6 separate regions of the Mus musculus genome follow, and regions 1, 2, 3, 4 and 5 are each linked to region 6. Evidence: chromatin loops called from intact Hi-C (ENCODE). Cell type or tissue: heart. All regions are shown on one strand. Region 1 overlaps Phf3 (PHD finger protein 3). Region 2 has its middle 7.1 kb from the start of Gm29669. Region 3 holds the start of Gm29669 (predicted gene 29669). Region 4 holds the start of Gm28644 (a long non-coding RNA gene). Region 5 has its middle 10 kb from the start of Phf3. Region 6 holds the start of Ptp4a1 (protein tyrosine phosphatase 4a1).

Region 1 (5,000 bases), 130 kb after region 6:
AATGAAGATTGCTTTTCCTTGCAGTTAGTTCTTTGCTGTGGTCTCTACTCAAGCCTGCCATGATTCAAATGTAAAAATCTTAAGAAAACAGAAAAACAGAGGCACCACTACATTGATTAAAAAGCTCTTTTAGTCAGCGCCTTTCCAGAAGTGGTGTGGTTATTATAATTTGTCCTGAGGCAGACTTGAAAGAGTTTTTTGGACAGATGTATAGTGGTTTCATTGCACTTGCTTTTTCATGTTCATTTTTACATGGATTTTCTGGTTTAGGGAATGGGTGGGTGGGCGGCCAGAAGCTTAACAGAATATCACTGTGTAACTGTCCTTGAATTTCATCCTCCTGCCTCAGTCTCAAGGTTGACTGCTGGGATTACAGGAATGGCCACTACACTGGCATCAAATAGAATTTTATATAGAATGTGTTTTATGTTTTACTCTTCCACACTATAAAGCTGCTAGGCTGTATGTACTAGGTTAAATTACATATTCATAAACCAGGCTTTAAAGTGGCTTCAAAGTTAAAGTTTGTTTATTGGAAGTTCACATGTTACAGCTCTTTTTTGTTTCTAAATGTTTGTGTCTCCTTTTCATTTTACAATCCTGTAGATATTATTTAAGAAAGTTCTAAAAGGAGAAGTAACCCCTGATCATCTTATAAGAATGAGCCCAGAAGAACTAGCCTCCAAAGAGCTGGCTGCGTGGAGACGAAGGGAGAACAGACACGTAAGGACACCTAACTTTGTCTTCCGCTTGCCTGTCAGTACAGAGTGCAAGGAAAAGAGGCCTTCTCTTCCCTCACTTCCTAGTCTCTGCTCCACCCCTTCTCTTCTCTCCTCTCCTCCCCCTCCCCTCCCCCTCACCCCACCCGATCTGGCTGGGCCAGGTGATTCTCTTTCTTCAATATTCTAAGTTGCTGAGACTACTGGCATGTATCACTTCACTCTTTTTTTATTTTTTTTTAAGATATAGTTATTTTATGTATGAGTGTATTTCCTGTATATATGTACTTCATGTACCTGTAGTATCAAAAGAGGGCATATGTCTTTGGGTTTCTCTTGCTGTGCTGCAACCCCAGGGCCAAAGCTACGTCGGGAGGAAAGAGTTTCTTGGGTTTATATATCCTGAATCATAACCCATTGAGGGAAGCTAAGACATGAGCTCAGACAGGGCAGGAGCCAATGCAGAGGCCATGGAGGGGAGCTGCTTCCTGGCTTGCTCTTGTGTCCCTAACAGTGAGCTGGGCCCTCTCCCATTGATCACTAAGAGAATCCCCTGCAAGCTTGTCAGCCTACAGCCTGATCTTGTAGAAGCATTTTCTCCATTAGGGTCCCCTCCTCTCAGATGACTGTAGAGTGTATCAGATTAATATATAACTAGTCAGCACAGCTTCAGATCTCAGAAAACTAGAGTTACAAACAGTTGTGAACCTCCATGTGGGTCAAGGGAAGTGAGCCAATGGCTTCTGCAAGAACAAGTGCCCTTAACTATGAGCGTCTCCAGCCTCTGCTTCCTAAATTCTTAGATTTTAGTGCCTGTCTTCATCTCTGCAGGGTTTTTCTTTTTTTTGCTAATTACAAGATTGTAGAATTATTTTATGATTTGTTACTTGCAAATCAGAACAATTGGAAAATAAGCATTAACCAACCTGTGCTTTCTATAAGCAGTTTCAATGCATTATGAACATTTTAATGAATCAGATTGTTCAATTCTAAAACTTTGTAAAACTTTTCGGAATCTACTAGAAGATAACCTGACTTGTCATATATAAGTATGCATAGAAATATTGTTATGTTTATGTGGTATTGTCTCAGATTAAACTGGAGTGTTGTAATTTGTATATTGTACGAAATTTTTAAAATAAAAATTTCTCAAAGTCACAGGTGCCAAAAGTTTTCAGTTGGGATTTATCCTTGCAGTACCTTTAATGTCAATCTTTAAAGATTAACTAAGAACTCTGCTCATCCAGTCATTCATTCATTCGAGGAAAGAGCTCACTGTATAGCCCAGGCTGCAGTCTCCTTGCTCCCACTCTCCCTGAGTGATAGATAAATGGCCACTTGTGCCACCATGCCTAGCAAGTTTGAGGGAATGATGATTTTGAGCATTTGTTTTCAGGTCTAGCCATTAGCTGCCCATTTTAGGAAATAATGAGTATGTATGGTTTTTATTGGCCTGCATAATATACAGGATTCTTTTGTTCATGGTGCTTGTTTGTGGCTTAGACATTAACCTTCCCTGGGCTGTGCTTGAGGTGGTCTGAGGGTCGAGAGGCCTTCATGCAGTGTATCAGACTTTTTTTTTTTTGCTTTGATGTTATATAATCTTGCCTCCTCTGTATTTCGAAACTAATGTTCATATCGTCTTTCTGTCTACACCCCAAGTCTCCCAAGTCTGCATGCACTCGCCTTACCTGAGATTTGAAACTGGATGCATTTGCTTTGGAGACCATGTTTTTCTTTTCTTTGTATGGTAAAGACCCTTTACCCACTGAACAATCCCACTAGTTCTATTTGACCCTTTTAATGGATGTTTTACAACCAACAAATGAGATGAATGGACAGACCTTTTCAGTCCTTATTGTTCTTTGCTCTAGTGCACACATGCACATGCAGGCGCACACATACACACATGCCCTGCTCTCTCTCATATTCTTGTTATACTTGCTAACTTTCATAGGTTGTTGCTGAGTTTCTTTCTTTTAATTGCCAGTGTTAACTAAAAAGGTCCAGGAGAAGTGAGTTGTCTTGTTTTTTGTTTGTTTTATAATCATTGACTAAGTTAGTATTGGAGGGATACACTAGACCATCAGATGAAGCACATGAGTCAAGTTCATTCTTGGTTCCTTGCAAGCTGATTTCAAGTATAAATACTGTGTTTCTCACTCTGAGCATTGCCTCTTGGTTGCCTCCTTGCCGAGGGTTAATGTGAGCCTCTCATGGCTGAGATATAGAGTTAATTCTTAAGATCTGTCCATACTTCTCAGCTCCTATTGGTATTTTATATCAGAGAAAAACTAAAAGTCAATTAAAATTCTTTCGGTTAAATTCTCATAAATTAAGGCACATACTTTAAATGTTTCCTTAAAATATTTTCTGTTAGACCATAGAGATGATTGAGAAGGAACAGAGAGAAGTGGAAAGACGACCAATCACGAAAATAACTCACAAAGGTGAGATAGAAATCGAGAGTGACGCCCCGATGAAGGAGCAGGAAGCAGCCATCGAGATCCAGGTAGGAGCAGATCTGACCTATGTGGTCTGCAGCTCCAAATACGAAGGTGGACAAAAGCTTTTCTCATGCTCTTAAAGCAGAACTTTGTTTTAAAGTAGTGAGCTTTAAAGTAGCCTGTTTTACTGGGTTAGTTCTTAAGAGCTTAGTGCACATTGTCTGCATTGTAGGTGCCTGTTAAAAGCTTGTTAGAATCCTGGGGGTATTTGATATAGTAATTCCTTGGTGCTTTGTTTTTGTTTTGTTTTTGTCGTTCTTTGGTTTTGGTTTTGGTTTTAAGGTGTGTATTGTAGAAAGGTAGAGAGAGAGAGAGAATAATAGAGAAGTAGAGGCTGGCCATGGCCATGTGGAGAGGGGAAAGGGAGTGGGGAGAGAGGCGGCAAGCGGGAAGCAAGAGAAAAGAGACAAGAGAGGAAGAGGGGAGTGAGCGAGAGAGAGCTCCTTGGTGCTTTGTAAATAGTGCAGTTTGAGAACCGTTGCGGCTTTCCTTTAATTATATTAAGATGTCTTTTTCTCTTGTATAATAGAAAAATGAGAAATAAGTAGATCAGGGTGGAGACAGTCTACTTCAGGGTTCCTTGTTTTCAAAAACCAGTGGAAAAAATGACTTGAAGTTTCATTAGAAGCTTTAAAAAATGAGTTGTTTTGAGTTTTTACTTTAAGTAACAATACTAAGTATTATTTTTTTTAAGAAAGTAAAAACAACTTTTTGAATGTAATGGCTTGACTTTGACAAATTAACAACTTGATTTTTAAAATTGCTGCCAAAATTTATCGGTTAAAATTCATTTTTATTTTCACTTCTGTTAGGAACCGTCAGCTAATAAGTCAATGGAGAAGCCAGATGTGTCTGAGAAACAAAAAGAAGAGGTTGACTCCACATCTAAAGACACCACTAGTCAACACAGACAGCATCTCTTTGACCTGAACTGCAAAATATGCATAGGTTGGGAGTCTTGCTAGCTCTGGTGCTGTGCTTACTGCTTAAGGGGTATAGTTTAGCACTCAGGTTTGTAGTCAGGATAGGTTTTACTCTCCGGTTTGGATGGTGCCACGCCAACCCACTCCTGTTGTATGAGAGTGGATCCAGTGTATAAACACCGAAGCAGACACAGCTGTGCTTTACCATGTGCACAGGGATGCAAACATAGCAGTAGATAGCTGCTAAGAAGACCATTCGGTTTGCTAATTTTCAGAATGTTGGAGGTTTTGTTTGTTTGGTTTTCCTTTTGGATATTATAGTCCCAAATTAGTGTCATTTTCTATTTTACACTGTTCAGGTTTAGTGCCATGTGCTATGTATGCATTTATGGTTAGGAGTAGACAGAATACAGATTTATTTTTACTGGCAGGAGGTTATCAGTATTTTAGGAAAAAATTCATGAGGGAGCCAGATTTACTTTACATTGTACAATATTTTCATTTTAGATTGTTAACATTCTCGTTTTTGTTTTTGTGTATTTGCTTTTGTGAGAGGGGTTTCCTTACATAACAGCTCTGGCTGTCTTAGAATTCACTTTGTAGACTAAGGCGGGCCTCAAACTCAGAGAGCTGCTGCCCTCTGCCTCCCCAGTGCTGAGATTAAAGGCTTATGTCACAACATTTCCCATTACTGTGTTAACATTCTTAATTTTTCACTTTCATAACTGAGGAGTAGCACCAGTGACTTCTCATTTGCACCATTTTCTGTTTAAACAGTGGTGATAACTGGAAAATAGATAAAAGGCGACATTAAGTCAGTCCAGGTGAAACCCTTCACAGTGTGAGGAAAC
Region 2 (5,000 bases), 160 kb before region 6:
TCCCCTACCCACCCATTCCCACTTTTTGGCCCTGGCATTCCCCTGTACTGGGGCATATAAAGTTTGCAAGTCCAATGGGCCTCTCTTTCCAGTGATGGCCGACTAGGCCATCTTTTGATAAATATGCCTTTTTTTCTTAATTTTTTTTTCACTTAAAGATTTTTATTAGATAATTTCTTCATTTACATTTCAAATGCTATCAAAGCCCCCTATACCCTCCCCCCACCCTGTTCCCCAACCCACCCACTCCTGCTTCCTGGCCCTGGCATTCCCCTGTATACTTCCCTTTATTGTAGGTGTGGAATCTTAAAGACAAGGTAGATTATCTGTGGGGGAATCACCTGGTCAGACACACTAGCTCAGAAATCTGGGCTCATGTTCCTTACATAGTTAAAACATATGATATCTCCTAAATGTATTATACCTAAAGGCATAGACAGAGAATAATAAAGACATGAAGTCTCTTGTCGACATATGCATATTTTGGAATCTGAAAGTGTGGTGTTTCAATAAAAATAGCTCCTATGGCTCATATATTTGAAAGGCTTGGTCATCAGGGAGTGGCACTGCCTGAGAGGGTTTAGGGCTATGGCCTTGTTGGAGTACCTGTGACTTTGTCGGAGGAAGTGTGTCACTGGGGATGGACTTTGGGGTTTCTGAAGCTCAAGCTGGGCCCAGTGGCTTTTCCTTCCTGCTCCCTGCTGATCTGGATATAGAACTCTCAGCTCCCTCTCCAGTACCATGTCTCCTTGTGTGCAGCCATGCTGCCTGCTGTGATGAGAATGGAGTAAATCTCTGAGACTTTAGGCAAGTTCTAATTACATGATCTCTTTTATAAGAGTTGCCATGGTCACGGTGTCTCTGCACAGCAATAGAACACTGGATAAGACAGTAAGAAGTGAAGATTTATCAATTTTCTTGAAGTTGGGCAAGAAGCTAGTTATCTTCATCCAAACCTTCCCTGAATGTGGAAGTGAGGTAGAAGACAAAAATTCCTGACTTTTTATTCAACATCCCATTACCCTTTGTTCCTGTTCTCCCTTCTATTACTGACCATCATCTTCTCAGTTTCATTCTGGGGGAAAAATCATGTCTAACTACCTCAGAACCATTTGGGTGGAGTGTTTGGTCCTAGATCCTCTTCTGGAGGATCAGTGTGCTGTCTGTAACTGTCCAGTTTCCTGTCTAGACAACATAGGAAAGATGGCGCAAGGGAGAGAACACAGTCCCTTTGTCTAAACCAGCTGTGCTGATTCAAGGTCTGGGCATGAGTAGCTTCCCTGGAAAAGTGACCTCGTCCGGCGCTGACAATGTCATCAGCATGCTTTATGCAAGAGTTAAGACCATGTAGTGATTTCCTCTGCTAGCCTGCTCTCTGTCGCTATGACAGACCACCTGAAGGAAAGAAACTCAAAGCGGAAAGGAGCTCTGTGGGCTGATGGTTTCAGAGGTAGCTATCCAAAATTGGCCACCTTTATTGCTTTGGGCCAGAGAAGAGGAGGAAAAGGAGGAAGAACAGCAACACAAGGATGGGAAGGAGGGAGATAGAAAGGAAAGCCTAGAGACAAAATATACCCTTTAAAGACATGTTCCTTGTCTCCTGCTTCCTCACAGTAGACACTGACTCCTAATGGCCTTTCAAGGGGAATACGGCTGAGCCATCCCATAGCATTACATTGCATACAAGAATAGATATGGGGCTGGAGAAATGGCTCTGTAGTTAAGACTACCCCCAGCAGTAACCATGAAGGCCTTCAGTCTGGTCCCAGAACCACATAACAAGCAGGGCAAAGTCTTATACTATAGCTGTCCAGCAGTCATGGATGAACGGGGTTGCCTGAAAAGGAGGCTGGAAATGAAAAAGGACAGGGGTTGGGGGTGGGAGAGAAGGATGAAGTCAAGACAAAGGTTTCTGATCAAGGCTCAAAGTTTAATATTTAGCACTTGTGATGATTTGTATATCCTTGGACCAGGGAGTGGCACCATCTGAAGGTGTGGCCTTGTTGGAATAGGCGTGACCTGGTTGGAATGGGTGTGTCACTGTGGGTGTGGGTATAAGATCCTCACCCTAGTTGCCTGGAAGTCAGTCTTCCACTAGCAGCCTTTGGATGAAGACATAGAACTCTTAGCTCCTCCTGCACCATGCCTGCCTGGATACTGCCATGTTCCCACCTTGATGATAATGGACTGAACCTCTGAACCTGTAAGCCAGCCCCAATTAAATATTTTTTATAAGACTTGCCTTGGTCATGGTGTCTGTTCACAGCAGTAAAACCCTAAGACAGCAATATATATATATATATATATATATATATATATATATATATATATACACATACACACATATATGGAGAGCTCACAGACCTTTGTTTCAGCTGGATTATGTTGCTTTGTTTCAGCTGGGTTATGTTGCAAAGCAAGCTCAGCAGGCAGTCTGCTCCTGCAGGAAATTGCAGGTGCTGCAAGGCAGAAGACTCCACCTAAGTGGTTAAGGTCCTACTGTGGCAAAATACTTAAGGTCTATTTATCCGCTCAAGGCTGGGGGCAGGGCACAATACACTATGGAGTAGAGCTAGCAGGATCGTTGCAGCTCACTGGCTCACAGGAATAAATCAGAAAACGCTAGGAGAGGGTACTCAATGCTCTTCTCTGAGCTCTTTGTGCGCATAGCCATGAACAGCCAAACACACACATACCCCATATTCAGGGACACAAAAGAGAGCCATATTTTAATAAAATACTCTTAGTATTGGAGAGCTTTCTAAACTCTCACTTGCATTCCTGTGGTGGCCTGCTGACCGTGATCTCTAAACTATAGCCCACCTGTCTGTCGTCCACGCGACATCCATACTGAAGCCTCTTAGCACATTATCTCAAAAGCTGCCAGAGCCTATTCTTCACACTCCGAGTGAAAGCAGGAATCCTGGCAATGGTCCACAACATGTACAGCCTCAGCACTCAGCTGTGGTTCTCTCACACTCTGGCCAGCAATGGCCCCTTGCTCTGGAACAGCAAGTACACACTCACCCCGGAGCTGCTCCTGTGTCTCTCTACCTTCTTCTTTCCGCCTGCTATGCCCTGGTTTCGGACATTACATCATTTCTCATCCTGTGTGTGTTTCCTGCTTCTCTCTGCTGTGATATACTGTCATTTTCACAAAGACAAGGATTTTGTCCTCTGCTCCATCCTCTTAGAAAGCTTGGCATACATGGCACAGACCTTTGAGAATATTTGTTCAGTGAATGAATTGCCTTCTGTTATGAAAGTCATTATCTACTCTACTAGTTCTGACCCAGTTCTAACATGCTTTTGGGGCTTCTCAATCAATGGTGAAATTTAAAATGATGGGATAGGTTTTATTGGACCCAAGAAAAACTCGGCTTACTGAAGAAAATGAAAGTCAGCAGGTTTTGCTTTGCCATTTAATAGCACCAAGCAGACTTTACCTAATAAAGCCACCTTTCTATTATTATAAACAGTTGGGCAATGGAATATCTGCTGAGCATGAAGGCTGGATTTCTCACATGGACCGTGAACACTCAGAGGAGTCTCTCTGTTTATGTTCTGGTCTGAGCTGTGGATTTGGACTGAGTAGCCAGAACTCTGAGTGCCAAGAAAATAGAGCTGCTGTGTTTAGAATTAAAACTGCAGCCTACAAAATGGGGTATTTGCTTCTGCAGCCTTACCTAGCTTGATGCTCTTGGGCTGTTTCATGTTTCTGAAAGTCAGAAATGCATATAAAAGAATCTTAAGTGCCTTCGTAGAGATGAGAAGTTACACCTAGTAAAATTTACTATTCAGTTAAGTACAATAGCTATATTATTCTTAAGCTTACTTCTCTGGTCATTTGTGTTAATGACCTTGGAGAATCAAATAGCTCCTGGTATATTCATTTCAGGGGCATAATTTTAGCCCATTTAAAAACTGTAAACATTTGAGTTAATTTTATATCAAATTTTAAATATTTATTTATTTATTTATAACTTTAACCTTTGGGAATTCTTCAAGGAACTCCCTCCTAGAGTCACATAACAAATGCTGGTTGACTCCAGTGTGTGAGGCTCTAGCTATATATAGTTCAGTGATGGCTTGTATCCATAAGGCAAGACAGGAAATCCAACTTGGCTGTCCAGTTGAATTTAGATGCCATCCTACAAGAAAGACTCTAGCAAGCCACAGTCCTTGGATTTTTCCCAGTTCACAAAGAAGAACCTTTTTCATTAAAATGTTACCTCGGATGGTAAAGTCACACTTTACACAGACATTTGCCAAGATGAACAACAGTCTCTTCAAGTTGCTAGGCACATGGCAGACTTTTTACAGGGAAGACACTGTGCCAATCAGATGGTCACTATCTCCCTGTTATTTCACAGTGTCCTAAATAATTTTGTTGTACTAAGAAAAGGAAAACATAAAAGGCTCGCTGTGTACAAGAAGGCAGACTGGATGTCTTAAACTCCTGAATCAGAGAATAAGTACTGCAGACTTTTTGAGAAATAAAGATGTAGCTCTCTGGCTTTCATCCTAATTTACAGAAGGTTCCGTGGAGGAGTTGACACACTTTTAAAATATTTTAAGCATGAGCCACAGGGACAACTTTCTAGGCAATATCAATTCAAATACATTAAATGTTATTGTTTTAGATAGCTTTCTATTGGAATGATAAAACACTACGACTGAAAGTAGTTTGGGGAGGAAGTGGTTTATTCACTTACATGTCCTGAGTCATATACAGTACATTGAGAGACGCTAAGACAGGAACAAAAGCAGGGCGGGAACCCAGAAGCTGATGCACACAGACCATGGAGGAGTGCTGGCTTGCTCAACATGGTTTCTTATACAACCCAGGACCACCAGGCCAGGGATAGCACCACTCACAATGGGGTTGGCCCTGCCACATCAATCACTAATTAATAAGAAAATATCACACAGGCTTGCCTATAGCTGGATCTTACAGAACATTCTCTCAGCTGAGAGTCCCTCTTCCCAAATGACTTATG
Region 3 (5,000 bases), 150 kb before region 6:
GTCAATTTCCCACTAGTAATGAGTACCACGTCATGTGTTGCTTCTATTTCAATCCATACAAAGTAACTTATAAGTTTCAGTTATTCTGTCTTCTCTGATCCATGTTTTTTTGTTGTTGTTGTTGTTTTTTTTTTTTTTTTTTTTTTTTGGTTTTTCGAGACAGGGTTTCTCTGTGTAGCCCTGGCTGTCCTGGAACTCACTCTGTAGACCAGGCTGGCCTCGAACTCAGAAATCCGCATGCCTCTGCCTCCCAAGTACTAGGATTAAAGGCGTGCACAATGACTGCCTGGCCGCCATGTTTTATTTAGAGTGTACAATTTAATTTTCAGGCATTTGGAGGTTTTTACATGCCTCTGTTTTTATTTTTATTTATTTATTAATTTTGGCTGACAGTATGCTTTATGTGATTTTGTTTTTATCTTGTGACTCTCACTGAAATTTGTTTTGAGGACTACATTATACTATGTCTTGATTTCTATATTCAGGGGTCTTTAACAGAGCTCTCCATGACTAGGTCGGGTTGTCAGGTTGAGTTTTTATTATTGTTGTTGTATCCCTCTGCATGTCAGATGAGAACCACTGAACTATGGCCCCAATCAGAGGGGAAGTTATGTTTTGTACTGTGATATGGTTTTATGTTGAATTCTTACTGACTCTCTGCTTACCTGTTCATTACTTAAGAAGGCAGCCCAAAGATCTGCATATTTCTTCTTTCCATGATTTCTTTGGGTATTTGGAAGCTCTGGTTTTAGGCACATATACATTGGGGGTTGTTAAGTCTTCCACATTAGTTTAAACCTTTGTAGATGTATAAAGCCTTTCTTTCTCCCTGGTAAATGATCTCTCTAGTGATCTGAGTATAATTATAACTATGTCAGGCTTTTAAAGCATCTGCACCCCAACTGATTTCTGTTATTATCAGCATATGTCACTGTACTTAGTTCTCAAAGCAACTCTATGAACTAGGTTCTATTATTAGCTGCAATTACCCTGTGAGGAAACATAGCACCTTTGCCCTGACTGGTGCTGTCTCCTCCACGAGCTGACTTCCAAGGCTCTAAGTCTTATCTTTATGCTGTTTTCCTATATAATTTTAATATTTTCCAATGCTTATTTTTATTACTTACCATATGAAGTAAATAAAGCACTAAAAAATGATTTGTTTCTCTCGCCATGACCGCCATACAACCCAATAAGACTTTACAGGAAGATTATATGCATATGCAATGTGTGTACATGTGTGTATGTTGCCTGTGGGCTTCTCTGGGTCCTTCTGTTTCCCCATCCCTCCAGCATCAGAGGTTCCTAAACACTTGAGCTGACTTTTCCATGGATTCTGACAATTTAAATTCAGATATTAATACCTGCATGGCTGGTGCTTTTTTTTTTTCAATTGAGCCATATCCATAGCCCAAGGACTTAAAATGTTGCATGAGAAAAATTGAAATATTGATTAAAATGTTTTTAACTTCAATGATTTTTTTTTAATTTCTCTTAAGAAAAGGAAAGGGAAAAAAAGGATTAAAAAATATAATCCCTTCCCACTTCTCTACAGTCACCTATTAGAACCACACTTGTATTTCTGTGGTCTGCCTATCAGTTTCTATTTAACTTAGTTAATAATTTAGATATTGGCAGATACCAAGCATCAAGCCAAGTTCTGAGCTGGAAGCTTTACATTTTAAGGGCGTGAGCTGCAAACCTCCACTAACAGTGTGAGCAGAGCTCAGGGATTGCTTGTGTCCTAGAGGAGGGCAAGACTGGGCACAGCACCCTCTGAACATGCTCACTGGCCTGATTTTGCAAAACCTCCCATTCTGTTGCAAGATCCCTGCTGTGTGGGCTGTGGACTATCACCCCACATTGTCCCTGATTCTCGGAGATGGAAAACAGGATGAGCCCTCAGCCATAGCACTGGCTGAAAAAGCAAGGAGTTGAAATTGTTCAAACAGAGAGGAAGAATGGTAACTCCATTCCCATTGGCTGGAGCTCCAGCACACTGCGGCGAGCATCTCTGAAGTAGGTAATCACATTCTTTGTTGACCTCACCCTGAGGCAAAATTTCTAACAGAAGCATATGGAGTTCCTAAATTTCTACTCAGGTTACCATTATTGCTGCTCTACCTAAACACAGACAAAGCATCTGTCAATGTAAGGCTTTAGTCCAGAGCCAGAGCCTCTCCACACAAATGAATACTGCTCACACCTTCGCTTTCTCCTCTCTCCACCAGTCAGCCAGAATCCACAATGTTACAAAAGCCTAAAGTTTGTGACTTTAGTCACAGGCTGGGTTGACTGAGTTCATTTAGACCAAATACATCATCTAATAGACATGTATTTGTTTTCTAAGGAAAAAAAATATAGGCTAGAAATTGAATAACCCAGGCTGTTTCCTATCTCGAGTTTTAAGAATTTCTTGATCCTGAGACAGCAGTGATTCTTTCCATATGTCACAGGCCACCCACCAGCGTGGGAACCTTAGTCATTGTTAGTCATGTAACACCAAGCTAATGTTTCCACAGTCCTTTCTCTAGAGGCTAGAAAGATTGGAGGATTTGGCTTGGTTTTGGTGTCTGTTGGATTATGTTGTAAGTTTGTCTGTGTGTGTATCTCTCTCTATGTGTCTCTGTCTGTCTGTGTGTGTGTCTCTGTGTTTCTCTCTCTCTCTCTCTCTCTCTCTCTCTCTCTCTTCCTACCTACTTATCTCAATACGAGGTCTTGCTATGTAGTCCAGGTTTACCTGAAATTAACAGCATAGTTCAGGCTGTTCTCCACCTCCAAGTAATTCTCACACTGCAGCCTCCCAAGTGCGAGGATTATAGGCATGAGCCAATCATTGGCTTTAGATTTTGAGACAAGATGTTTATCTATAGCCTAGATTGAGGGAGAACTAAACCTCGGTCCTCCTGCCTCTACCTCCTAGTGGGAGCTACAGTCTTGGGACTACAAAAAAAAAAAGTGACCTTAGAAACAAGTATCTGTGCCTGTAGTTTTCTAAACTGTCTCTCCCATTTCTATAACTCTGACAATATTATGGTATTCTGATACACTTCTTGCAAACCAGGCAGTGAACAGTGAATAACTCTTCATAGGGTCTTAGAAGAAGCTGAACTTCAGAACCTGGAAGTCTCAGCACTGGGAAGCAGGTGAGGCTTTGAGACTTAAAGTCCCCCAGACATTCCTAGTCTCTGTTTTCTCACCTGTGATAATAAAAGATTAGGCTAGGGCTCACCAGGGACCTGTTGAACTCTGATGAGGGTCTGAAAAGTCTTCGGGGAGAGAATGTGTTCGGGGAGAGAGAGTCACACCAGGTATATGTTTTTGAAGTGTTAATGATTAATGGGTTGTGTATGACACTGAAATCAGTTAAGCACAACTCAAATATTTACTCATCCTTGCTGCAGAGTATTTTCCATTATGGGATGGTATTGGGCAATGGAAAAATTTTCAAATACTTTTAGTGGAAGAGACTAATTAGGCTCACTTTCCTGTTACTATTATGTAAAGCTCACGGTAGGGCCTTAGTGCTGTGTGAGTGCCTCTGCTTAGTCACAGTGTGTAATAAAGCATCAAGAATTACTTAGCAGGCTGCTCTCAGAAGTTGGTGTCTTCTAAGCTCAGGCTATCGTCCCAGGTGTTAACAATTATAATTCAAATTGTCAACAGTGTTTTCGGTAATTATGCACACCGCTCTCTGAGGCTGACCTAAAATGGAAGCCAGAAATAGAAGCTCATGTTCTACAACTGTCTTCATACAGGACAGAAAGATGTCAATCACTTCAGTATTCCCAAAAGACGAGAAACATACCTTTTCTGCCACCAGAGGTGACTATGTTTGTTGTTCCGTGAGTGTTAGTATGGAAAGCCTTGGAAACTACTCCAGCTGCCCAAATGTTTAGCAAATTACACAATAAATTGACAATCACAATTCTGAGTTTTAAATTTTACCCTAGATTTACTTGATCATATAGGATGAATTCCATATACATGTGTGTGTCCCTCCCTTCCTCCCTCAAGTAGTCCGTGTGGGTCTCTAACTATGAAGACAACCTTGAACTCCTGGCCTTCCTGTTGCTGCCTTCTGGCACCACAGGCATGTGCCACTGTGACAGGCTATCTTGTTTTATAAAGGAGGCCTTACCTTTCTTTATTTTAAAATAATTTGGGAGAGCTTTAGTAATTATGTAATAGTGTTAGAATCTGGGAATGTGATGACCTAATTCCCTGAGTCCCCACCCTTTATTGTGCAATAATGTTTGATTCTGTCTCCTTCTGGGTATTTTCCACATCTGAATCCTCCCTTGAATTCTGCTTCTCAGTGGCAGCTTTCCCTTCTCTACATTTTACTTAACCCTCCAACTGCAGGACTTCACTTATTTATATTCAGCTCTATTGTTACCCGGCAAACATACCATGGTTTTCTGACTGAAAGAAAACATGCTTTCTTTCCTCCCTTGCCAACACTCCACATGTGTTGTTCCTAAAATGGCACATTAGGAAATTAAAGAAAAATCTCTGTCCTTGAGTTCAAATGAACACTTCAGAAACGTTATCTGGGATTTAGTTACCACATGCCAACCTCTACACCTGTCCATGCTAAATGCTAGCTTTCCTGGCCTTGTTCTTTCCCTCTATTTTATCCCCTTCTACTGGAACAGGGGAAACTCTTTCCCAGAATTCCAGGCATTTTCCCTGTTCTGTCTTAGGGCATCCCTGGACAGCTGCTCCCATCAGAACCTGTGCTTCCAGATAGCATCAAGTCATCGGCTGGCAGGAACCATTGCACGCACAAGAGGAATAGAAGGAACAGTTAGAAAATAGGGAACTTCTACTGCCTCAAACCATAGTGTGATGATGGTGGTGATGATGATGATAACAATAAAGACTATGTACATTTAAAAGAACAAGGGGAGAGGAGTTTAAAGTTTCTCCATACACAGAACTGTTTGGGTAGATAGAAATGTAAATTATCAAGGTTTGGTCATTGTGCCTTGTATGGA
Region 4 (5,000 bases), 71 kb before region 6:
ACCAACCCTGCAAGTGAGTCCTGTGTTGAGATAATTAGTGTGAGACATACATATACACATACACACAAAACAGAGAGAGAGAGAGAGAGAGAGAGAGAGAGAGAGAGAGAGAAAGAGAGAGAGAGATGACAGAAACTAATGTTTTGAGTGCTAGTGGCTTGGGGGATTAGGGATACATTTCCCTATGATCTCCCTTAGTTATCAATTGCCCAAATTGGTACTCATAGGTAAGTCTGATACAGTAACATAGGTCACTGTGTTTTATTACATTCATTTCTTTTCTTAAAGCTTCCAGTTTCAAATGACCTAGTTACAAAGTTTAAATTTTTATCATTGAAAATAATAAATGAAGAAAGAGGAGGGAGAGAAAAAAAGAGAAAATGAAGGATTCTGTGGTCTTTTTTAGATAAATAAATAAAAGTCTAATCTCATTTTTTTTCAGAAAGGATCCATGTATGAGTCTTTGAACAGAGAAAAAATTCTCAAAAGAATATTACTCATCTTAAAGACTTCCATGGAATAAAGTTCATGAAGTGTCTGCAATAGAAAAATAAGTAAGCATTATACATTTTCCATGAGAATGCCCATGGTGTTATTATTAGGAACATCCTAAAAGTGACTCCACCTCTGTTAGGATGTGGCTTCAACTTGAGGTATTTGCTTCCATCCATGCCTCATCTACAGGTTCCTGCCTCTCTGCTTCGACTCAGCCTTTTCTCTCTGCAGATTCCTGTTCAATATGCAAATGTCTGGAGTAGTCTCACAATGGGGACTCAACACAAGCTGGAAGTGGCACGCCTTGCCTTCCTTCTAGTAAGCCTTCCCTGGGTTCAGTCTGCTCTGAATGGCCATGGCACTGCTTTTATGTATACATTTTACATCCAAGTTGGCTTATGGACAATCTTTCCTTCTAGATAGCAGACGCTCCGGGGACACTCTATGTGTCTTACATACCCTATGTTCACACTGTCCAAATGAATAGTCCTCTATTTCATGAGTCATTCCTTCTCCTATTATATTGTAGCCATAATCAATATTCCTACAACTATAGAAGCTATAAGTGTTTAAAAGCATCTAAAATGCCTTATATGATCCATATGGTGTTATGAAATCTTTCTGCTTTGCCTTGATCTGCATATACAGAATGTATAACAGGCTGACCAACACAAACTTAGAGAGGACCTGCTGGAGCTCAAGATTTCGGGTGTGTCTCTTCAGATTCTTGGTCTTACAGACTTGGGCATGACAGCAGTGGGACATGAGCAGGGTCTCATCTCATGGAAAACAGGACTCAGAGAAAAGGAAGGGAGAGGGGAAGATTCAGTCTTCCACAGGAAGCCACGAGTGATTACTTCCCTCCAACTAAATCCCACCTCCTCAAGTTTCCACACACCACACCCCCCAATGAACTGAAAGAACCCTAGCATGGAATATGTCTACTTTGATCCCAGCACTCCAGAGGCAGGAGCAGGTGGAGTCCCTGTTTTGCTTAGTATAGTTTTAGCTTGTAACCAGTTCTGGGATAAGGCATTTAACTCATGATGCTGTGGGCACCTTGCATCTCCAAGCTAACCACTGCATAATTTTGCCCATACATTAGACATGTATCTTTTAATGCTACCTTGGGTATAACTTTTACACTTTCACTTTTACCTTGAGGCTCTATGGACTTCACTAACCTTCTCAGGGTCATATAATGAGACAGGGGTTATTTTATCAGGGAGCCTGGCAGATGCTCTTTTCAATGACACCACACAGTCTCTCGGGAAGTTGCTGATGATGACAGCGATGAGCTCACCTGACAGACTGCTCTTTCTCCCTCTTCGGAGACTCACATCCACACCAGGAAGAACCCAGAGGAGTGACTCAGAATTCCCAGCATCAGTGCCAGCTTGTGTGCTGCTGTTCTGACCGTGAATGTGACGATCATGCCAGGGAGTCAGATGTCTGCTGGATTTAGAAAAGGATCGAAGGTCATGAAGGGAAACAACAAGCCTAAGGGCTGCCAGGAGTTCTGTAGCTCTTACAACACCTCTTTACCACCCTTCCCAGCCAGGAGCATAGCTACCAGAAGAGGAGGGACAACAAGGGGGAGGAAGGGATGGCTTACTACCCTCCTCTTCTTCCTACCCTGAAAACACCCATGTTACTGGCATTCTCTACAGAGGATTCATAGCATAAATGATGACATATAATAAAGAGAAAATTTAACAACTTTATAGAGTGTTCATATACTTCAGACAGATATCAAGTTTTTCTAGCGATTAAATGACAATATTTTAAGCTCTGTGGTTTTTACAGGTCTGTAATCACAGCTAACAAAACTGAGACAAGATTTCAAGTTCAAGGGCAACCTGGGCAACTTAGGAAGACCCTGTCTCAAAATGCAAAATGAAAAGAAGGCTGGAGACACGTGGGAGAACACTTGCCTAGCATTGGTGAGGCCCTGAGTGTAATTGTCAGGGCTATCTCATCTGTTTCTTTATACCATATGATACATAAGAAACATCTGATTACAATACAAATATTGGATTAGAACAAAGGTTTAAATGAAAGTTTCCTCTGTCAGTTAAAGATATTGTTGTCCAAACGTTTAAACCAAAGTATTGGCTGGGTTGGCTCATGTCTTTCTTTCCCCATTGTGCTGCTTCCTCCCTTGCCTCTCTACTACCTTTTTGTTAACAATCCAAGCTGCCCTTGCTGCCTCTCTCCCCTAACTCTCCTCCCTGTGTAGAGAACTATTCTGACCATTCGATAAACTGATTTGTTTGCTAGAGCTATTGTCAAGCTCAACTTGAACAGCCTACCATGTTTGCATGATATGAAAAAAAGAGTCAGAAAGTGACATTTTTAATGAGCCAAGGCCCGATGTGATTCATTTTGTTGCTTCTTGAAGAGGCTCTAAGAGCAGAGCATTGCTCAATTCTTTTGAGCAGCATTGTCTGTCAGGAAAACTTATGATTATTAGGAGTTGGCAGGACCTGTCAAAGGCCCAAAAACCAATCGATTTTAAGTATGAAACCAGGCATAATGGCTCATACCTATATGTCTAGTACTTAGGAGGCTGAGACAGGAGAATTGCTACAAGTTCCAGGCCAGTCTGGTCTACACTGTGAGACAAAAAGACAAGGGAAAAGTGACCACCGAGTCCATATTTCACTATTAGAGAAATGCAACATGTTTGCTATTATGAATGGCTATGTAATTGGCAGTTCACCATTATTGTGGTATCTTTATAAGTCTGTGAGCAATGTTTTATTTTTGACAAAAAGGAAAAAAAAATAGTATTGAGCCGGGTGGTAGTGGCGCACGCCTTTAATCCCAGCACTTGGGAGGCAGAGGCAGGCAGATTTCTGAGTTTGAGGCTAGCCTGGTCTACAAAGTAAGTTCTAGGACAGCCAGGGCTACACAGAGAAACCCTGTCTCAAAGAAACAAACAAACATATATATGTGTGTGTGTGTGTGTGTGTGTGTGTGTGTGTGTGTGTGTGTGTGTATTATCACGAGATTGACTGCTGCTCAGGATACCACAAAGAAAACAGCATGTATTCTTAAAAATGAGCAAATTAAAAAAAAAAAATCAATGCAAACAAACTGGCTGAGAGAAGTCAAACTGGATCCATGCAAAATGATGTAATGATGAAACACAATCATTAAAGCAGCCACGAGGTTAATTACTTAACACTCTCTGTCATCTGCTGGAGTCAGCACATTATCCCAAGGTGAAGAAAGGGTAGCAGTGAAGCTTTGTCAGAGGAGAGCCGTGGGACACAGCTATAAACAGAGCCAGCCTGAGAAACAGGCCCAGAAGCTCTGTATTGAACTCACAGGACGATACTGGAAGGCATCCAGAAAAGGTGTGCTTACCTTTCATTCCCAAGTCCATGGTTTAACTGCAGAGTCCCAGACGCTCCAGGTAAACTGGATCCCTCCGGCACCTGGACACAAATGGCCCTTTGCTAAAGCAGCACACCTGCTGCCAAGCTTGACCAGTTGAGCTGGATCACTAGGAATCCCATTATGGAAGGGGGTAACTGACTCCCACAAATTGTCCTCTGATTCACATGCCAATGGGCACACATACATAGGGGTGGAAGGGTACACATACATACATACATATACATACATACACACACACACACACACACACACACAGAGGGGGGGCATGAATTCATGCCACACATGTGCATAAGTAATTAATTAAATTAATTAAAGACATCACAGCCTAGTTCCTGAAATTCGTGGATATTAAAAAAATAAATCCTTGTGTGGAACTGGAACCACTTTTGGTGGCCATGTGCCTGTAATCCCAGCACCTGAGAGAGAAGCATCTCTAATTCAAGGCCAACTTGTGCTGCATTGTAAGCCTCTGTCTCCAAAACATGTGTGTGTGTGTGTGTGTGTGTGTGTATAATGTAAAGTAGATGTTTTTATTTTAAGGGTGAAATTATAGCTCCTTATTAGTTAATAATTAGTGCATTGTGTGCCTGATATGTGCTTCCTATACCCAGTGGAACCAGGAAGTGTCAAAGCATTAGCAGAAAGAAATCCCCAACAATACCCTTATAGAACTACAGAACTAATGGAACTGCTATGGTGGCCCATTTCTATAATAGAGTGCTCAGGAGGCAGAGGAGGAAGGCTCACATGTGAGACCATGGAAGGGAAAAGAAAGGTAAGAGAAGGAGGGAATGCGGGAGTAGACAGAGGGAGAAGAAAAGAGGCGTCAAAATAACTGTCATTATTTTCTGCTTTAAAGGGCGTGATAGATTAAAAGAATACATGAAAATATATATCTCGGCACTCATAGGTTCTTAATTGCATGCTCGGGTTTTCAAAGAATAGTGCTTACAGAACTATGGAATTTGTTGTTTCTTCTTAGATATGAGGCTCTTTACTCTTTCCATCTACTGTGGGGTTAATGGACTGGAATGCATGATTTACAGAAATTAGCAAGATAGAATAACTGAGCCTTGCATCCTAGGACTGGATTCAAAATT
Region 5 (5,000 bases), 74 kb after region 6:
CCCAACCTTGCCTAGCCTCCTTGTGAACCATGATCCTTTTGTCCTAAGAGTGCCTTGGTCAGAGGCCAGCAACAAGAGGTCACCCTAGAATGAGAGCCTTAATGGCTGGAGGACCAGCAAGGGTCACACCCACAAACTGTGATGCAAAACTCTGGCCCCCAGAGGCCCCAGGGATCTCCAGAATTTAAGGCAGGACATCAAACAGGACAGCCAACAGGGACTTGTAGGGGCTTGTTCTATCTATGGCAACAATGGTGTTTCAGACAAACATAATCTTTTGCCTAAGGCTGGGCAAGCCTAGTCCCTTGTCTGCTGCTCAGCTGTTCAAGAAAGAGCAGATGAGCCCCCAGGGCTGCTTGGGTTGGCAATCAAGACTGATTTGGGCATTTGTATTATATACTGTCTTCCTTGGCTTTATTTTAATTGGACTTTGTTTTGCAAGGTCCAAATTGTGGCATTTTCCCATAATTTTCGGTCAACTATAAATACACACTATTAGTTTTGTGTTCTACTAAATTCATGTCTTAAGTTAGACTTTAATGCTACTCGTATCATCTGATATTAGCCATTAAGTGTTTTAAAGGACCCGTGGGTGGTTATTGCCATTAATAACCCAGGACTCCTTTCTTTTGTAACCCATGACATGGGTAAAAGACAAAATACTCTTAAAAAAGAAGAAAAGCCTAGTAGTGGACAAATGTGGATTTGGGTACCTGATTGAAAAAAAAAAGATACAAATACCATGTTTATATCAAAGATGCTGAGGTTTTTTTGTTTTGTTTTTGTTTGTTGGGTTTTTTTTTGTTGTTGTTTGGATCAGAAATCTTTGATAGGTGAATGTGACTAAGCTATGACTGGTATTTTTATCTTCATTTTGTGTTTTGTCCTGAATTTATTAAGATTTGTCTGAAGAGATGTTTTTTGTCAATTCTTAAATCCTACCTCCTACCCCCCTTTAACAAGAGTTAGAATATTTTACTTTTTGCAATTCCTTACCAAACAATTCAAGTCAAAGTTTCTGATTATTCATTTCTATTTTTCTTTCTTACACACACACACACACACACACACACACCCGCATTTAAAACGACCGTGAAATAAAGACGTGTGGTTTAGATACTTACAGCAGGAGATGACATTCTAGAACTGCAGCTGACTGAGGACAACATAAGCTTCTTTGTAGATGTTTGCTATTAGCTACGAACTTACCAGAAGACAGAGAAGGTAAAGAGCAGGTCAACACATGCCTGTGGCTTGTTCTACCTCATGCTGATCTTACTATGCAAAGCATACTCGCTGTGAGGTTTAACCTAACAAAGTTTTTTTTTTTTTAAAGGAAGAGTTCAGACCTCAGGGTAAGGTGCTCCGCAAGTGCTGAAAACGTTGTAATTGTCTTTGCAGACTGAAGACTCAATCGTGGTCTTTAAGGGGCTCGTTTTGGTTACAGTGACCTACGACAGGCAACAGTTAAACCATAACACTTAACTGAAGGCTGGGATCGGGTAAACAAAACTGTTGTGGACTCCGTGTTTGCTCTCTGGATTTCAACACACTACTGAAGGACTCCAGGGGTTTTACCTTATAGTTGTGTCTATTGATACATTGGAAACTTAAGAAAAAAACATTTAAGAGATAACAAAAAGTAACCCTAAGTGCTATTGTCTGTCACAGATGCTATGATAGATCCTACTACAATGTATCAAGGCTGTTTGAAAACTTGAAGTGTATTTAACCGGTTCTCTGCAAGAAACTTTGACTCATTATGGTCAGAGGAATAAGGTATTTCTGGAAGGTAACATCTTGCAGGGGTCGTCCAAGGACTGCAGATCGTATTTTGAAGATTGCTTACCAAGAATTTTTTCCTTTTTTCTTTTCTTTTTTTTTTTGGTATTCAGGAATGTTTCTCTTTTAGAGACAGGGTGTGTCACTATGTAGCCTTGGCTGGCCTAGAACTCTTGAAGATCTGAATGCCTCTGCCTCTCCAGCACTGTGATGAACCACGCCTATCCCCCCAGGAACGTTTTCTTGAACCAGGCATTTGGAATTCTGAGACCATCCCAGCTAGTGGGCTGCAGGGTGGGGGCAGCGGCACCCGGAATACTCAGGCCTAACGGTTCCATTTTCATCTGACACCCAGTAAGTACAAGCACTAACGGGTCCGCTCTGCCTTGTCTGTTTTCCAGCTACTCCGCGTAGCAACCAGCGTGTGTTCCCCGCTCGGCCGCAGAGGCCTGGCAGAGCCTCGCGGGCGGCTGCGCGCAGGCTCTAGCGCGCAGGCGCGGCGCACGCTGCCCCAGCCCCCGGAACGGTAAACAGTGGCGTCACGTGACGCGGCCCCGCTCCTGCTCCCGCGCCGCCGCCGCCGCAAGCCGATGGCTGCGGGCTCTCGCGGCGCCGCACAGGCTCCACGAGGCGAGCGACCCCCGGGCTCAGGGAAGCAGCGACTGCAGCTCGGACGGGGAGGGCGGAGCGCAGGCCGGCCGTAGTGTCGTCACCGCGGCGGCGCGGGCCGGGGAGCCCCGAGCCCAGGCAGCAACGCCGACGCCCTGCGCGCACCCCCTCCGCGGCCCCCTCCTCCGCGGCCCCGCGGCCTCCATCTTCCTCTGGCTGCCGGTGGCAGCGCTCGTCTGCGGAGCGGGTGAGTGGCGGCGCCCGCCGCGACGGGCACTCGGTGGCCTCCCTCCCCCCACGCGGGCGGCCCGGGTCCTTTCCCCGCACCCCCACCTCGCGCAGCGGCCGCCTGATATTCCCGGGCCGTTCGGCCTCCCCGGCTCGCCCCGCCCCGCCCCAGCCTGCCCCGCCGTTTGGACCGCGAGCCCGAAGCGGCGGTGACGGCGCGGCCTCCGCGCGATCGCCGGGCCTCGGCTCTCGCCCGCGAGCGTGCCGGGTCTCTGTCGCCGCCGCGCGGGCAGGCGTCGCGGACTACTCCGGGTTCCAAGGCCCCGGGTCTCCGGCGCGGTGGCCGCAGCCCGCTCGCGGAGCCTGGCAGCCGGCCAGGGTCCCCGCCGAGGCCGACCCGCGCCCGAGGCCGGTCCCCGTCCCCGCATCCGGGGTGTCTGAGGCTGCGGATCGCGCGCTTTTGTGCTGGGGACCGGGACTGTGGGCCGGCTCCTTTTGACTAGTTTGAAATGGGAAGCCCGAAGAGTCCTGCTTGCCGACAGGACGTGTAATTTAATGAACCACTAGTCGATAAGTACGTGTTAATGGTGCTAAATAACTGATCATCTGACACCGGGCGGGGGTGGGGTACCCAGGGAGAGGAGAGAGTGTTGTAGCTCGCTCCAGCCAGAGGCTCTGTCCCCCAGGTGCCTCTTCTCCCTGTCTCTGGGTAGCTAAATGAGGTTTCCTAGTTGTTACAATTTGAATGTGTGTTTATTATTGCTATTGAGTAACCATTAGTAGAGCGCCGTTGCGGTTTGAGGGAGGTAGCAGTGCTTTAATGTCGGCCCGATGTTAGTCTTCATTCTTCCGACAGGTCTTTTTAAAAAAGGATCGAACAATCTAGACTTGCCCCACATTATGAATTTTGTTACCTTATTTTACACTAAAAAAAAAAACAAAAACTGATCACAGCAAATTGTACTGCTGTATTTAGTTCGTATTTTGCCATCAAACTTTGTCTTGTGTTTTCAATTTCCAAACCAACATCTCGGTTCCTGCCTTCTTAAAAATTCTTGTGTTTGGCATTTTGAAAACGTAGGTTACATTTAGTTGTTAAAAAGACAGATGAAACAGGAAGTGTTCTGTTGTAGCATCCTTATGTTTTTAATTTATAGTGCTATTTCAGAGCACAGAAGATGTTGAGAGAAAAACCAGTTATTTCAAACAGCAGTCCTTAGCATCTGACATACTTAGGTGGTAGTTTTTCTTCCCACTGTTTTCTTTGCCCGCCATTTGTATTCACAATAATTCTTAACTCCTCTTTGTCATTTCATGACCACTTACTTGCATGTGAGAACTCTAGTTTTCAATGACAACAGAATTGAGGAACCTTTGCTCTGATGAAGCCACAGAGATAATTCATTAGCAGCAGAAAGACTTGTTGCATAGGCGAAATGCGCCATTTAAAATGAATTAAGACCGGAAATTTTAAGTTTTATTTTTATAGTTGTGCCAGTGACCTGTCAAGAGGACAAGTGGCTCGTTGGTAGGGCTGAAGTTTTCTCCTGCCTGTTGTACACTTTATTGGTGTTTCCTGAAGAGCGTGTGTGGTGTAATTGGTTAGAGTGCTCATGCTTCCTAGTGGAAGAACAGTGTGCTTACCTAATGCACCACATTAGTTATATATGGGTAAGCTTCTTAGGTACATTTGTATGCTGTATATTTTCATATGCCATAAGAAAAAACTGGCCTATAAATGTAGGTAGGAATTAAGTTAGATTAAGAATTTTAGGCCAGAGAAGTTGAAACTATTTTAGCTAAAGCTACATTATTAAAATTTTAAACTTATATTCTGTTTTAGAATCAGCGAAGTGAAGAAAAGTTTGAGAGCTTTTGGTCTGTATATTATTGGCAAAAGTTGGAAGGCAGCAAGTGACAGTTCATTATCCAATCATAAAATCCTATTAAGAGTTTAGATTTTTGGAGAATCATACATATACACAGGTGTATACATAGGGAGACACAGACACTCACACAAACATGCACATGTACACAAATGTACACATTGAATTTGATGTCAGAAAGTTTGAAAGCATTATATTGGAGGGCTCTGCTGTGAGCCTTTATCATTGGGGAGAGCAGCTGCCTTGGTCCAGGGGAGAAAGTGAACTTGCAAACAAACAAACAAAAAAACAAAAGCAACAACAACAAAAAGCAAAAATAAAATGGAGAAGAGGAAGGCCAGTTTTCAGGTAGGAAAATAATAACTCACACTTGTGCAGACAGCATTGTATTTACACTGCTATGTTCATATATATGGCTGAGGATAGCTATAAATGGGATCCAGCACAGATACAAACTGAGAGAGAGAGAGAAAGAGAGAGAGAGAGAGAGAGAGA
Region 6 (5,000 bases):
AGATTAAAAGGACACTGGAACAGGACTGAAGATCAACAAAAGGGGAAAGCTTAGCTTTTGACGCAAAAACTTACATCAGCCCTTGATAAAGCCGAAGATTCTTAATTTAAAAAGAAAAAGAAAAAAAAAAAGCTTCCCCTTAGCAAAAGCTAACCTTTCATTATCTGAGAATGAGCAGCAGTACAAAGGATGCATGTGATTTCGAAATGCCACAAACGAGCCAACTGCAGTTGCCAGAATCAGCAGTTTAGGGGTGTAACCTAAAAAGAAAGGGGGTGGGGGGAGAAGAAGAAAGGCTAGGAAGCAACTAGGCTTCACGTGCCTCGAAAGAAAAAAAAAAAAAAAAATAGGGACATTTCCTGGGTTCCACCGGCTAATCTCTGCGGAGAGCCTTCCCACACGTGGAAGTGCCCGTGGTGACGAGAATCCCTAGTCCCAGACTAGGGCCGGGCTCTGGAGCGGTGAGTCAGCCGCCCAGCGGTCATGCGACATCAATATGGAGTGATGACGGAGATCCCCGGGCGCAAGGGCCAAGGTAAACCGTTGGCCAGCGCGACAGAGCTATGGCCTCGGGCTACAGGGTTCCGCCCGCCGGAGAGGCGTTCCAAGTTGAGGCGAACTCGCGGCTCTAGCGACCGGAGCGTTTGGTGGCGAGGACCAGCCAGCACACCGCGCCATTCATCAACCGGTTCGCACCGGTGGCGGCTGCCCCGAGTGACGTCTGCGTCCCGGGCCCCGCCTCGAGCCGCAGGCGTCCCGCGCCGTGATTGGCTGCCGCCTGTGCGCACGTCGCGCCGGCTATAAAGGGGCGGACTTGTGACGCAGGGGCGCCTGGGCGCGCGCATTGGCTCTGGGCTGCGGCCGGCTCGGCGACGCTCCTCGGGCAGCTCACTGCATGGTCGTCTGGTGCCCCCGCCGCCTGCATCCCCGCCGCCGCCCCGCGACGCCCACCGCCGCCTGCCCTGCCGCCGCCGCCTGCGCCGCCTCGGGACCGGCTGTATGATTAGGCCACAATCTTCAATGAGTAGACATATTCCTGTGAGTACCGCGGGCCCGGCCTTTGTTAGAGCGAGCGACCGAGGAGGGAAAGGAGGGTGGCCGGGCGACCGAAACGCCGGCGGCGGGGCCCGGACCCGGAGCGACCGGCAGGGCAGCCCAGCGGCTTTGTGCGCGTGCCACCCTGCGGCCTTTGTTCCGAGAAGCCGCGCGGGCGTCGTGGACGTGGCCGGGGCGGGGCGGGGCTGCGGGGGGACCGGGACCGGGCGCCCGGGGCCTCCCAAGATGGCCTCGGTGGCCGCCCGCGCTCGCCACCGTGAACCCGTGATTGCGGACCTCGCGACTGTGCGCGCCGCTCAAGCCCGGGCTTGCCGATCGCCGCCGGGCTTCGGTAGTGGCGACCCGGTCGGCGGAGGGGGACTCTGACTCGGCCCCGAGGCGGGCTGCGCGTGGGGCGGTCCGCTCTTGGGCTGGAGCAACAGGAGCTGCTGGGCAGAACTGCGCGGCTCCTGTTGAGCGAGCAGCCCTGCACCATTCCACCGCTGGCGAGCTGAAATTTCCACGGTGTCGGAACGGTCTGTGCGGTGACCAGAGGTCTGGATTCCGGAGCTTAGGGGTCATGAATCCTATCCTGGCTTGCTTTTTTTAATTATTATTATTATTTTGCTGTTTGCTTCGTGCCGGCTAAAACGGTTGGAAAACCAGAAAATCGCGATCTGTTCCCGGAAGGAAACAGCGCTTGCACACGCGCTAGATTGGGCGCGTTACCTGAAACCTGAGTGTATTTGGAACAGAATTGGATAAAGCAGATGATCCCACAGACTGGTTTGATTCTAGAGTCTGACAGACTGAAGCTAATGCTACACACATACACACACACAAATGATCCTTTTTTTTTTTTTTTTTTTTTTTTGCTTATGGTGCATGCAATTAAAATGGGACGATCTCGTCGTGTATCTTGGCTGCCTATCATGTTGAGGTTTTGCCTGTGAGGGAGTGGGAGGATATTATTAAGAAGGATTTCGGTGGTCTCCACTGTTTTAACAGAAGTGTCCTCCAGCCACTGGGTGGCTCCACTCATTTCAAAGCAGTTCAGGAAAATTTTTTTCTTGCTGCCCTCCAGCTTCCTAATGGAACTCTTTAAAAGCTATATCGGACCTGTGTATGAATGTTCAATAAAGTGCCAAATTAACAAAAACAAGGAAGAAAAAAATTTAGGACCATTTTATATACACGGGCAAAAGATTTTTATATATGCAATATATATACATATGTATGTATTTATATATATATGTATATATATAAATAAATAATATTTTTGAGATTATTGGAGGGAGTCTGCTCTCTGAAGTATTAATCTTTACTGGTAATTTACACTGGGTTTTTTAACGCACTGAATAGATGTACTTTGTGAGGGCACGTGTCGGGAATAAGTTGTCTTGCTTGTGGTACCTCCTAGTAAATAAGAGTTTGGGGGATTAGTTCCTTTGTTTCACTATAAAAATAGTCAGGGAATTTTTGACTGATTTTTTTGTTTGTTTGTTTGTTTTTTTGTTTCAAGATTTTACTTGAGTAGTTTGCTCTGAAGGACAACGGTTGTCATTGAGTGTTCTTGTTACTAAGTGCAACTGCTTTTCTTTCCACCACAAACTGCCTAGAGTAGATAGACCTTAAAGGGTTTTGTTAATTCCCATTTTACTTCTATTGGGTTTATCTGAAAGGCTTTTATGCATAGACTCTGAAAAAGTATCGTATGACTATGAATATACTAGTTGGTGCTGGCACCAATCTGCTTTAGCTTTTTTAAGGAGGAACTTATGGAAATGTATCTGTCAATGATCATAGTTATGGTTACATTGTTTGAGACCATTAGAAAGTCTTGATTTCCTCTTTTCATATTTGAATTGGATTTTAGCTTTGCAGCAGAGAAGTGGAATTGGAGTTTTAAAATAGCAAAAAGATAATATTGTGTATATTTTATTTGAACTTGTCTTAAGTAGGATATGTTTGAAGATCTAAGTAAGTCCATAAGTCCGTATTTATAAGAGCCAATCTGATCCAAAGAGATGGCATAAAAATTCTTAGGATCTTTTAAGAAGGAGATTGCTTACAGTTTCACTTAGAGAATTATCCTGCAGTGCAATGTGGTTTATAGAAACAAGATGGCCTGGCATTCTAGGCAGCCTCCCTACTGATGAGTCCTAGCGTCTTGTTTAAGTCTGATCGATTGGGATGGAACCCACCCTCCCTCCCACACACTTCACTCCAGAGGTTAGTGACAGTGCCAATTGCAGACTGAGAAGCTTTACCTAAAGCTATAACTGTGCTTACACTATTCTTAAATGTAAAGGAGCTGCTACAAAATACAAAAAGGCAGGCCCCCAAATTTAAACTTTAGAGACTAAAATGTAAAGGGGTAATTGCATTAAAAGTGTTTTTGTTTTGTTTTGTTTTGTTTGGAAGAAAAGCCATACTCCTTACTTTGAACCCAGTAGCTTAATAACATAAAATATGAAATCAGAACTAGTGGGCAGTTGAAATCACTGTCTGTGAATTCTGCAAGCGTCAGACCACATGGCGTCTAGAGTAGTGTCTATGAACAGCAGGCTAAGGCAGTATAGAAGACACAATTCGGGCCAGAATAAAAGTGTAAAGAGAGACGGACTAATTAATTAAATCCATGTGTCTAGATGTGTAAGTGGAATTCCTATGTAGCTGTGACTCTGAGTTCTTGATTGTTGAGAGCTTCACTTTAATGGGCTTGTGATTGCTCATTTTAGGCCTATTGATTTAAAATGCAGTAACCTTGAATTTTGTAATGCAAGTAAAAGTCAAATTAGCTTGTCTCTAATTTGAGCAGCTGTGTACTTAGTGGAAAAAGCATGACATATTCCTTTTGAATTAGAAAATAACTTTTTTTCCCTTTCTTGCTTTCCTTTTCTTCTAAACAGCAGTTCTGTGGTGTTCTCGGTCACACATTTATGGAGTTTCTGAAGGGCAGTGGAGATTACTGCCAGGCACAGCACGACCTCTATGCAGACAAGTGAACTGTAGAAATTCATTACTACTCCACCAAGAAACCCCCATAAGAGTGGATAACCTGGACACAGGCGTGTTGAATTGAAATCTGCAGAGCATTTGACAAGAGCTCAGACCTGGATGGGGTAAACCTCAGTGCACTTCCTTTGTATTGCCTCAGTATTACTGGATTGAAGACTCACTGCTTCTTGTTAGGAGGTTCATTTCATTGCCCGTTTCTCCCAATTCATACTCAAGCACTGAGAATTTCAAGTGGAGTATATTGAATATTGAAGTAGACTTCAGGTTGTTTTTTGGTTTTGTTTTGGTTTTTTTTTTTTTTTTTTCTGTTTTGGTTTTAAATCATTTCTGTATTCAATTTTTTAATTCTTTCATAACCCTATTGGGTGTTTTTTTAAACTAAATTAACATGGCTCGAATGAACCGCCCTGCTCCTGTGGAAGTCACATACAAGAACATGCGATTTCTTATTACACACAATCCAACCAATGCGACCTTAAACAAATTTATAGAGGTAAGATACAATTTTTAATGTCCTAATTGATGACAGTTAATAGTGGGTCTGCTTGAAAGTGTCTAGCTCTCGCTCCCAGAGAAGAAATATTGGAACGGTAGAAGTGTGCTACACTTGAGAACTATGTAGCCCTAAGTTTGCTTAGTTAAATTTACAAGGCACAGAGTTTTTCCTATTTCTTCTTAGCCTAGTGTTGTAATCTTCCATTAGTTGGTGTCTGATTTTATTTGTGCTTTAAGTCTAGTTTTTAGCTGCTAATTCTGCTATTTTCTGATGGCAGATAATGAGGCCTCCCAACTTGCTTGTACTAGGAATTGGAATTTAATGCCAAATAATTTAATTGAGCTTACATTTATAAAGTATAAAAATCTACATATGCTTAGATAGCAAATAGAGAAATATTTAAATGTTACATAATTTTTTAAATTTTGAATTACAATGTTTCTAATGT

What was found. A loop is a pair of places that touch in the nucleus more often than their neighbours do. Peaks named below come from ENCODE experiments on the same cell type or tissue, not always from the same donor. Only the 100,000 strongest peaks of a DNase experiment are listed, where the experiment ranks them.
Region 1: it touches region 6 in a loop (2.8-fold over the local background); 6 of 42 quality-filtered maps call a loop at or near these places.
Region 2: it touches region 6 in a loop (2.7-fold over the local background); 3 of 42 quality-filtered maps call a loop at or near these places.
Region 3: a loop joins it to region 6, with 5 times the contacts of the local background. A loop is called at or near these places in 3 of 42 quality-filtered maps.
Region 4: a loop joins it to region 6, with 4 times the contacts of the local background. A loop is called at or near these places in 7 of 42 quality-filtered maps.
Region 5: a loop joins it to region 6, with 9 times the contacts of the local background. A loop is called at or near these places in 24 of 42 quality-filtered maps.

Annotation. Positions count from the first base shown.
Region 1 is chr1:30,812,191-30,817,190 of GRCm38, reverse strand. Phf3 (PHD finger protein 3) reads left to right here. Exons shown (of 15, transcript NM_001081080.1): 8 at 607-723; 9 at 3,100-3,231; 10 at 4,039-4,174. Among named protein-coding and RNA genes, the nearest start is that of Phf3, 49 kb to the left of the region's middle. In heart, no CTCF peak of the experiment used is centred here; no DNase peak of the experiment used is centred here.
Region 2 is chr1:31,101,036-31,106,035 of GRCm38, reverse strand. No RefSeq gene overlaps it. Among named protein-coding and RNA genes, the nearest start is that of Gm29669, 7.1 kb to the right of the region's middle. In heart, no CTCF peak of the experiment used is centred here; a DNase peak (open chromatin) is centred at 2,945; H3K27ac peaks cover 765 bases.
Region 3 is chr1:31,093,391-31,098,390 of GRCm38, reverse strand. It overlaps Gm29669 (predicted gene 29669), which reads left to right and starts at 1,937. Exons shown (of 4, transcript NR_136907.1): 1 at 1,937-2,019. In heart, no CTCF peak of the experiment used is centred here; a DNase peak (open chromatin) is centred at 2,450; H3K27ac peaks cover 257 bases.
Region 4 is chr1:31,016,406-31,021,405 of GRCm38, reverse strand. It overlaps Gm29669 (predicted gene 29669), which reads left to right. Exons shown (of 4, transcript NR_136907.1): 3 at 443-554; 4 at 1,721-2,218. It overlaps Gm28644 (a long non-coding RNA gene), which reads right to left and starts at 2,078. Exons shown (of 3, transcript XR_373288.3): 1 at 1,799-2,078. In heart, no CTCF peak of the experiment used is centred here; a DNase peak (open chromatin) is centred at 1,925.
Region 5 is chr1:30,871,216-30,876,215 of GRCm38, reverse strand. It overlaps a transcript of Phf3 not described here and Gm7256. Among named protein-coding and RNA genes, the nearest start is that of Phf3, 10 kb to the right of the region's middle. In heart, no CTCF peak of the experiment used is centred here; DNase peaks (open chromatin) are centred at 2,255, 2,545 and 3,095; H3K4me3 peaks cover 2,791 bases; H3K27ac peaks cover 2,577 bases.
Region 6 is chr1:30,945,587-30,950,586 of GRCm38, reverse strand. It overlaps Ptp4a1 (protein tyrosine phosphatase 4a1), which reads left to right and starts at 832. Exons shown (of 6, transcript NM_011200.2): 1 at 832-1,038; 2 at 3,948-4,549. The coding sequence starts at 4,445. It overlaps LOC115487084 (a long non-coding RNA gene), which reads right to left and starts at 716. Exons shown (of 1, transcript NR_164183.1): 1 at 1-716. In heart, a CTCF peak has its summit at 2,073 (motif pointing right); DNase peaks (open chromatin) are centred at 486 and 766; H3K4me3 peaks cover 3,303 bases; H3K27ac peaks cover 2,114 bases.